Linked DNA regions of Homo sapiens: region 1 is linked to region 2. A link is a loop called in an ENCODE intact Hi-C map of the cell type or tissue named here. Cell type or tissue: gastrocnemius medialis. All regions are shown on one strand.

What was found. Peaks named below come from ENCODE experiments on the same cell type or tissue, not always from the same donor. Only the 100,000 strongest peaks of a DNase experiment are listed, where the experiment ranks them.
Region 1: it touches region 2 in a loop (2.1-fold over the local background); 7 of 110 quality-filtered maps call a loop at or near these places.

The regions. Positions count from the first base shown.
Region 1 is chr2:27,899,516-27,904,515 of GRCh38, forward strand. The region is part of intron 2 of BABAM2 (BRISC and BRCA1 A complex member 2); the gene reads left to right. Among named protein-coding and RNA genes, the nearest start is that of BABAM2-AS1, 11 kb to the left of the region's middle. In gastrocnemius medialis, no CTCF peak of the experiment used is centred here; DNase peaks (open chromatin) are centred at 1,896 and 4,586; H3K27ac peaks cover 4,628 bases.
Region 2 is chr2:27,975,117-27,980,116 of GRCh38, forward strand. The region is part of intron 3 of BABAM2 (BRISC and BRCA1 A complex member 2); the gene reads left to right. Among named protein-coding and RNA genes, the nearest start is that of MIR4263, 19 kb to the right of the region's middle. In gastrocnemius medialis, no CTCF peak of the experiment used is centred here; a DNase peak (open chromatin) is centred at 3,075; H3K27ac peaks cover 2,986 bases.

The DNA.
Region 1 (5,000 bases), 76 kb before region 2:
CCAGGCTGGAGGGCAATGGCGCGATCTTGGCTCCTCAACCTCTGCCTTCTGGGTTCAAGCGATTCTACTGCCTCAGCCTCCTGAGTAGCTACAGCGTCCGCCACCATGCCTGGCTAATTTTTTGTATTTTTAGTAGAGATGGGGTTTCATCATCTTGGCTAGGTTGGTGTCAAACTCCTGACCTCAGGTGATCTACCCACCTTGGCCTCCCAAAGTGCTGGGATTACAGGCGTGAGCCACTGTGCCTGGCCTAGTCCTAGCTTTTTCTGGATTAACTGCCTGAAAAATATGTGATATGGCATTTAATGACATTTAATATGTATGGAATTTACTTTCGTTAGCTTCAAAAAAGAAATAAAAATACCTCTACCCACATTCATAAAATGATGTGAAAGACCTTGTTAATCTGGAACATTATTGATGCCTTTTATGTAGTACTTGTCTGAAAGATTCAGGGAAGTTCTTTAGAAGTTCATTAACAATTCCTTCTTCAATCCTTCCATCAGCCGAAGTGTGAATTTCTCGTTTCTGTAACAAAACAATGACAGAGTTAGGGAAAAGAATGGCTTCTTTTTGGTGTGTCACTTTTGGCATTCCTTTCTTTTAGATCTTCAGCAGACACAGTTATGAGTGGTAGGATCTACATGTCTAATTTCTATTAACTCGAAGAGGTATACCCTATAGGACACAGTATAAATAAAAGTATAAAACAAGGAGACAATTTTTAAAGGTCACAAGAACCAGTCTTATTACATGTAGCCAGTTGGCCTTGAAGAGATAAGGTCTAAGTTATCTATATTCTAGATCTGGTTCATAGGAGAAATAGGCAAGAACCTAATCGAAGCAAGATTTCTTTTTTTTTTTTTTAAATAGCAATTCATATATATTTCTCTTATGTTATCTAGATTTTTCTACCTTACTTAATAAGACTGTGTATGTTTCTAAACTCCATTGCTAGACCCATCAGTATCTTAAGGGCCAAGTTCTTGTTTAATTTATGTTTATACCTCCTTAAGATCTATCTTCGTACTTTTCACATGTAATGTAGTAAGTAGGATTTGAATGGATGAATGAATGAGTTAGATGTTTTCCTTGAGAAACTACTTGTTTTGGGTATCAGAGTGGTTTGTTCTTGTGGTTTGGAAGGATTTTTATTGGCCTGATAGTGTATTGCTTACTTTCTGTTATGCATAATTCTTTTTAATGACATTCCCTGAAATGAGTTGACATTTTTGAAATTATAGTAGGCCGGGCGCGGTGGCTCACGCCTGTAATCCCAGCACTTTGGGAGGCCGAGGCGGGCATATCACAAGGTCAGGAGATCGAGGTCATCCTGGCTAACACGGTGAAACCCCGTCTCTACTAAAAATACAAAAAATTAGCCGGGCATGGTAGCGGGTGCCTATAGTCCCAGCTACTCGGGAGGCTGAGGCAGGAGAATGGCGTGAACCCGGGAGGTGGAGCTTGCAGTGAGCCGAGATTGCACCACTGCACTCCAGCCTGGGCGACAGAGTGAGACTCTGTCTCAAAAAAAAAAAAAAAAAAAAGGAAATTATAGTAAAGTGTATTATCTAATACTGGATTTACTCTTGCAGGTAAAATACAGACTGAGATCTGAAGGGACCAAATTATTAATTTTAGAGAATTATTCCATGAGCTTACTGTTTATTAGTTCTTTGCTCTGTGTTAATTTGATCACAAGCATGTGCTATTTGTAAGATGCCATATTTTGTCATTTTTAGTGATTTTTCTAATCTTGAAAATGTCTAAGTGTCTGTTCAGCATTCTGGAATGATGCCTGGCAAATACAACAGTGAGGAAAGCAGAGAGGGCTCACTGCAACCTGTGGCAGCTGAGCCTCAGTATCTTTTTTCAGCATATTGCAGTGACTCAACCTCACTGGCACATGGCTGTGTTTGGGGCATCTGCTGTGACATCTCATCCGCCCACAACTACCTATTGCATTTTTTTGTCCATGTTCTGAATTTCATTACTTAGTTAAAAATAGATACTCAGTGTAAGTACTTGATTACTAAATAGACAGAACACTTTTAAAGGATGAGTGCTGTAAGCTTTGAAGACTGATCTCAGTTTGGCTGCATGAGTCTCTCTAACTGGCAATCTGAATCTTCATTAGCCTTGTGTCTGGAAGGAAGCTGCTGCCCTGGGAGGCAATAGTTTAATTTTTGTCTATGGCCATACCACCTTGATTGCGCCCAATCTCGTCTGAAGATGGGCAGTTTTTAATAATTTAGATTTAGTTGTTCACTTAACTTTTCTGTACTTTTCCCTGATCTCATTCCCCTTTTTCCCCACGCCTGTCTTCATACTTTATGTATTCATTATACATAAATATATTCCTCAACAGTATTATTTTGCGTGTTTAAAAAGTTTGTACAAATGATATACTATATATATTCATCTATATCTTGCCCATTTTACTTAGTATAAAGTTAATGAGATTTATCTGTGTTGATATTTACAGGTTTGGTTCTTTCCTTTGTGCTGATATTTTGTATTCCATTGTGTGAATATGCCCTTAATTTTAAATTCATTCTTCTGCTGATTGACTGTTACACTGTTTAAATTATTTTTTTGACAAAGAATGCCACAGTGAACATTCTCTCACATGTGCACAAGAAAATATGTATGAGAATATTTTCTGGGACAGTTTTTTAAACTGAGTGTATTTACCCATTAGTGGTTGTAAAATCAATTGAGTGAGTCACCCAACATTAAAAAATGAATGAGAACAAAATGGAAACTCTCAAAATGTGTCACAGTAAGAATAAGCACTGTTTTGTGAATTTTCATTTCGGTTAAATAAGTAAGTATGTGTATACTGGGTCATAATGAAAATATGTGTGATGATCAAAACTTTGAAAGCTACCCATCAAAGGTATATTCCTAGAAATAGAATTACTAGCTCTTAAGATGTATACATCTTCTATTTTATTAGATATTGCCAGATTGAATCATTTTCCTTCCATCAGAAATGAGTTTCTACTATTCTGTAGCCTCACCAGTACTTGATATTGTCAAACTTATATTTTTGCCAAGCTGATGAGATGCGACCTGGTATCTCATTGTGGTGAAAAGTCTTTTAATATGCTTATTGGCAATTCAGATTTCTTCCTTTGGGATATCCTTTGTTCGTCTTTTAAGTGGATTGTTTGTATATTTCTATAGATTTTAAAGCATTCTTTGTGTATTTTGGATACTGATCTTTTGGTAATTACATGTATTACAAATATCTGCACAAAGTCTGTGGCATATATTCTTATTTTAGTGCCCCTGACATCCAAGAGTTTTGATTTTGATGAAGTTATATTCTACAGTATTTTCTTTTTTAGATTTGAATATATGTGCCTGTGTGCACGTGTGTGTGTTTGTGTGTGTGTGTGTGTGTGAGAGAGAGAGAGAGAGAGAGAAAGAGAGTTTTAAGAAATCTGGGCCTATCCAAAAGTCACACATCTTTCTTTACGAATTTTAAAGTTTTCCTGTTTCCTTTTTTGGTCTTTAAATGGGAATTTATTTTTTCTGTAATATGGAGTGAGATAGAGATATTGTCTCCCCCACCCCCCCCACCGTATGGATAATTGGTTGACCTAGCCTCATTTATTGAGAAGGCCATCCTTGCCCATGGATGTCAAGTTTATATCACACATGGGCCTGTTGCCAGGCTTTCTGTTTTGGTCAGTCAGCCTCACTGTCCTTGTGCCAGTTCCATACTTTCTTAACTATTACAGTCTTGTGAAATGTCATGATAGCCAGTAGGACAAATTCCCCCCTTCCATCTTGTTCTAATTCTTAAAAATTGTCTTGCTTAACCCTGTGTTCTACATACGTTTTTGTAACCTCATTTAAATAGTTGTATACTGTTTCATTAGGAAACATACCATAATTTAGTTAACAAAAAAACTTCTTTTTAATTAATTGAGAAAGAGAAATGAAGAGAGATTACCCTGATGAGAGGCAAATTGAGAATTGAAGGTTAGAGAAGCTCTCTCTGAGGAACTGAGATTTAAGTTGAATCATGAAATAGATGAATATACTAGTCCCCCCTTCTCATTAGGGGATATGTTCCAAGACCTCCCCTAGTAGATGCCTGAAACCTCTGATGGAACTCTGTTGCCGTCAGTCAGAACACGTTTATGTTGGTGTCTTCCACCCACAAATTTAATGCCTTTTCTGTTTCAACTGAGCACGTAGCATACGCTGTAGCTGTTATTTTTGCAATTTGAGGTGCAAAGCAAAACTAGCACAAATTTCTTTTTCCTTCTTCACAATTTCATGGATAGAAGATTTGTTCTTATGTTAGGTCTTAGCAACATCAGCATATTTTTTTTTAATTCCTTATTAAGTCAAGAACATTTACCTTTTTCCTTAAAGGAAGCACTTTATGGCTTGTCGTTAGTGTATCTGAATTGCCAGCATCACTACTCTTGTGCTTTCCCGAAGCACTTTATTCAGTAAAATAAGGATTACTTGAAGTCAAGCACTGCTGTACCAAGGCAGTTGATCTGATCACCAAGACAGCGACTAAGTGACTAACGGGTGGGTAGTGTAGACAGTTATGCTGGACAGAGGGATGAGTCATGTCCTAGGCGGGACAGAGTTGGAAGGTGTGAGAACAATCTCAGAACAGCATGCAATTTAAAACTTATGAATTGTTTCTGGAATTTTCCATTTAGTATTTTCAGACCAAACATTGCGTTTTCTTGACCAAGGGTCAGGGTAGGCCAAGGGTAACTGAAATCACAGAAAGCAAAACCATAGATAAGGGGGGACTACTATACATCAAAAGTCTTAAATTTGCATACTTCTTGGCCCAGTAATTAAAATTTTGCTGATACATAGGAATATATGCATCCATATGGGCACATTTTATTTTATGGTCCCAGAGAAAGACCTCCAGATAATCAATCTGGCAGTCCTCCAATAAAAAGGCCAGAATGCTGCCTGATAACACTACAGTGAAGCTCAGTCGTTGACAACAC
Region 2 (5,000 bases):
TCAACATAGTTAAGATGTTTTCCCTAATTAGTTTTAATTAGTTTCCTAAGTCAATTTTCCCTAAATTAATGTACACTATTTAGTGTAATCCCCATCAAAATCCCAGCAGGATTGGGTAGATATTGACAAGATGATTTTAAAATTTACGTGGGAAGCAAAGAATTAAAATAGCCAAAACAATTTTGGAAAAGAACAATAAAAATGGAGGAGTCAGACTACTCAGTTTGAAGACTTATTATCAAGGCAGTGTGATATTGGCAAAAGAAGAGCCATAGATCAATAGAACAAAATAGTCCAATAATAGATCCATATAAATATGGTCAATGATTTTCCACAAAAACGCAAAGGCACTTCAATGGCAAAAGGAGTCTTCTCAGCAAGTAGACATCTACATGCAAAAAAAAGGACCTTGACTTATATTTCAAACCATGTTCAAAAATTGGTGAATCACATTCTTAAATGGAAAATTTCAAACCATAAAAATCCAAGAAGTAACCATAGAAGGAAGGCTTTGTGACTTGGGCTGGGCATTGAGTTAGATACAACAGTAGAAACATAATCCATAAAAGAAAAAAGTTGATAAATTGGATTTCACTGAAGCTTAAAACTTTTGCTCTGCTGAAGAGACTGTTAAGAGGAAGAGGAGGACAAGAAGCAGTAAGAGAAAATATTTGCAAATCATGTATCTAACAGAGAACAAATTTCAAGAATATGTAGCTTTCAAAAGTCAACATTAAGAAAACCAACAACAATAAAAAAAATGGGGAACAGATCTGAACAGATACTCCACCAAGGAATATATACAGGTAGCAAATAAACACATGAAAAGATGCTCAACTTTATTAGTCATTAGGAAAATGCAGATTAAAATCATTATGAGATGCCATGATGTACCTGTTAGAATGACTAAAATCAATGACAATAATAACAAAATTGACCATATTAAATGTTGGCACGAATGTGTAGAAACTGGAACTCTCATGCGTTGTTGGTTTGCTAAATGTAATAGTCACTCAGGAAAAAAGGTTGGCAGTTTGTTTTATGGTTAAAGATACACTTCATCATATGACCTAGCAATCCAGTCTTAAACATTTATCTAGAAATGATAAATGTACATTCACGCAAAACATGTACATATATGTTTGTAGCAGCATCATTCATAATCATCACAAACTGGAAATCACCTACATGTCTTTCATTGGGTAGATGGATATACAAACTATGGTACATCTGTACAATGGAATATACTAGTAGGCTATAAAAAAGGAGCAAGCTATTGATACATGCAGCAATTTGAGTCTCAAATGCCTTATGCTAAGTGAAAGAAGAAGCTGGTCTCAAAAGGTTACATACTGCATGATTCCATTTATATGGCATTCTGGAAAAATGCAAAACTGAAGGGGCCAAGAGCAGGTCAGAGGTTTCCAGGAATAAGGAATGGTCGGAATATTTAAATACACAGGGATAGCATGAAGACATATTGGAGAGTGATAGAATTGTTCTGTATCCTAATTTTGGTGATGTTTACACAAATCTCTGCATGTTATACAACTCTTATAGGTGTACAGAAAAAGATGAATTTTACTGTGTATAAAGTTAAAAAATAGTTTATAATTTTTATGTCACCTTTTTTCTTTTTACTGTTTGAATGTGGCTACTGGTAAGTTTAAAATTATGTATGTGGCTTGCATTATTATTTCTATTACATAGCACTGCTTCAGATATTAGAAGTGCAAAGAAGGATTAGGTGTGGTCCGAAGTCTAGGAGAGGGATATGGCAGAAGGAAGTCTTCTAAGAAGAGGAGGCAAATTTAAATGACCTAAGTTTAGCCTCTGCCCCCTACTTCCATCCTTTGTTCTACAGATTTTGTTTGAGAGCCTAATTCATGTAAATATGCCAACTCTCAGATGTAGTAATTCCTTAGAGTCTTTTTCCTTGATATTGGAAATTAAACTCTACCACTCAAGATGAAAAGAATGCTGTGCAATGGAATAATTAGTGGCATCCTTGCATTTGTAGGCACAACAGCCTACATTGCTGAGGCAGTTGACAAGTTCCTTGACAAACTTGTGATGAATGTTTAAGTTCATATTATTATTGGTTAGACATTATTGTTTAAATTATTGCACCCAAGATTGTTTATTGTTTATAAATTGTCATAAAGGGAGGTTTCCAGAAGGATGCCTAGCCAGTATGTTTATAATTTGAAGTTAGGAGTGCCAACCCAAAATTGGAGTAGAATCTAAGAATATCATGATGGACTTTAAATAGGTAAATCTAGCGATACTGAAATATAATACAGATAAATTTAAAATTTCAAAATGGATTCTAAAATTTAGTTGTCCCAGTTAAGAAGAGGGATATGTAGCTTAGCAGTGGTAAATACATAAAAATGTTAGGGCTTTTAGTTAATAAGAAGCATAATAGGAGTCACTACTGATGAGGCTGCCAAAAAAGCTATTTTAACTTACAATGCCATTTATCAATAGAAGTTTAATACATAAATTAAGGCATGGATTTTTGTATTTGTTTCTGTGCTCTTTAGAACACACCTAGAATCTTATCTTGAGATCTGGGTGTTATCCTCTAAGAGAGCTATAGACAAACTGGTACATATTCAGAGAGGAGAGAGCCAAATGATGAAGGAAATTGAAACAAGTCAGATGAGGAATAGTGAAGGAGACTGGGATAGTAAGCCTGTCTAAGAGGTGACTCCTAGTGGGGTTGAAAGATAGGTCACGAGAACTGCCTTCAAATAATTGAAGGGCTGTGATATTACAGATAAATTAAACTTGTCCCATAAAGTTCTCAGAACCAGCAAATGGAATTTTCAGAGAGATATTAAATTTCAGTGTAAGGACACACTAAGGGTTAGAGCTAACTCTTGGAAATGAGTCACCTCTTCAAAGTTTTTCGTAAAGCTCTGAAATGGTTTGGATATGTGTCACCTCCAAATATCATGTTGAAATGTGACCTCCAGTGTTGGAGGTGAGCCTAGTGGGAAGTGTTTGGGTCATGGGGGTGGATCCCTCATGAATGGTGTGGTGCTGTCCTTGTGATAATGAAAGAGTTCTTGCTCTGACTTCATGTGAGATCTGGTTGTTTAAAAGAGCGTGGCACCTCCTCTTGCTCTCACTGCCACTCTCATCTTGTGATGTGCCTGCTCTCCCTTCACCTCCTGCCATGATTGTAAGCTTGCTGAGGTCTTTGCCAGAAGCAGATGCTGGCACCATGCTTCCTGTACAGCCTGCAGAACTGTGAGCCAATTAAACCTCTTTTTATAAATTATCCAGTCCTCGGTTAGTTCTTTATAGTGATGCAAAAATGGACGGACACAAACTCTATTGCTTGAACTTACTTTTTGTTGAGACTATCTCCTTCAAACTGGCGTTTCCACAAAGTTCTTGTCTGACTCTCACTTCCATACTTGGAGTTTCAGTCAGTAATCATTTAATGCAGCAACTGATAAGAATAATCTATCATTGGCAGAAAACCAGTCATTTACCTTTTTCTTTTTTTCTTTTTCAAGTTTCATTTTAGGTTCTGGGGTTACATGTGCAGGTTTGTTACGTGGGTAAATTGCATATCACTGGGGTTTGGTGTACAAAAGATTTAGTCACCTAGATAGTGAGCAAAGTACCCGATTGGTAGGTTTTTGACCATCACCCTCCTCTCACCCTCCACCCTCAAGTAGGCCCCAGTGTCTATTATTCCCCTCTTTGTGTCCATGTATACTCCAATGTTTAGCTTCCACTTACAAGTGAGAACATGTGGTATTTGGCTTTCTGTTCCTGGTTAGTTTGGTAGGATAATAGCCTCCAGCTACATCCATATTGCTGCAAAGGACATGATCTCATTCTTTTTTATGGCTGTGTAGTATTCCATGGTGTATATGTACCACATTTTCTTTTTTTCTTTTTTTTTTTTTGAGATGGAGTCTTACTCTGTTGCCCAGGCTGGAGTGCAGCGGCACAATCTCGGCTCACTGCAACCTCCACCCCCTGGATTCAAGCAATTCTCCTGCCTTAGCCTCCCAAGTAGCTGAGACTACAGGCATGCGCCACCATGCCCAGCCAATTTTTGTATTTTTTTGTTTAGTAGAGACGTGGTTTCGCCATGTTAACCAGGCTGGTCTCGAACTCCTCACCTCAGGTGATCCATCTGCCTCAGCCTCACAAAGTGCTGAGATTACAGGTGTGAGCCACTGCGCCTGGCCTATGTACATTTTCTTTATCAGATTCACTCTTGATGGGCATCTAGGATGATTCCAAGTCTTTGCTATTGTGAATAGTGCTGCAATGAACATATGAGTATATGTGTTTTTTTCATAGAATGATTTATATTCTTTTGGGTATATACACAGTAATGGGATTGCAGGGTTGAATGGTAGCTCTATTTTAAGTTCTTTGAGAAATCTCCAAACTGCTTTCCACAGTGGCTGAACTAGTTTATGTTCCCACCAACAGTGTGTAAGCATTTCCTTTTCTGTGCAGCCTCACCAGCATTTTGTTATTTTTTGACTTTTTAGTAATAGCCATTCTGACTGATGTTAGATGGTATCTCGTGGTTTTGATGTGTATTTCTCTAATGATTAGTGATTGTATTAGTTGTATTAGTATTGAATTGTTTCTTAGAAACTATGTTTTCCTGGCAGTTATTGAAACTGATAGACAAAATAGTATGATAATATTTCACTGGTGAGGAATAAGGCAAGTATCCTGTGGACAGGCTGTGTTCCTTCTGTAATTAGGGAGTAGGAGATATGGTCCACTCTGCATATCTGGTAAGTGAGCCTTCCTGAGATGGTGCTGATACCTTCTAAAAATTGTCAGCTGCTAAGGCACAAGCGTGTAAATAAAATCTACTTTGTATTTAACATTTCTGTGATTTCATGTATGTGTCATATTATAAAGCACTGTTGATGTGCATTTTGAAAGGAAGGAACTTCTGCCCCCATTGCTCCCACTGTTATAGCCTGGCAAGTTTCAGGGAGTAATGA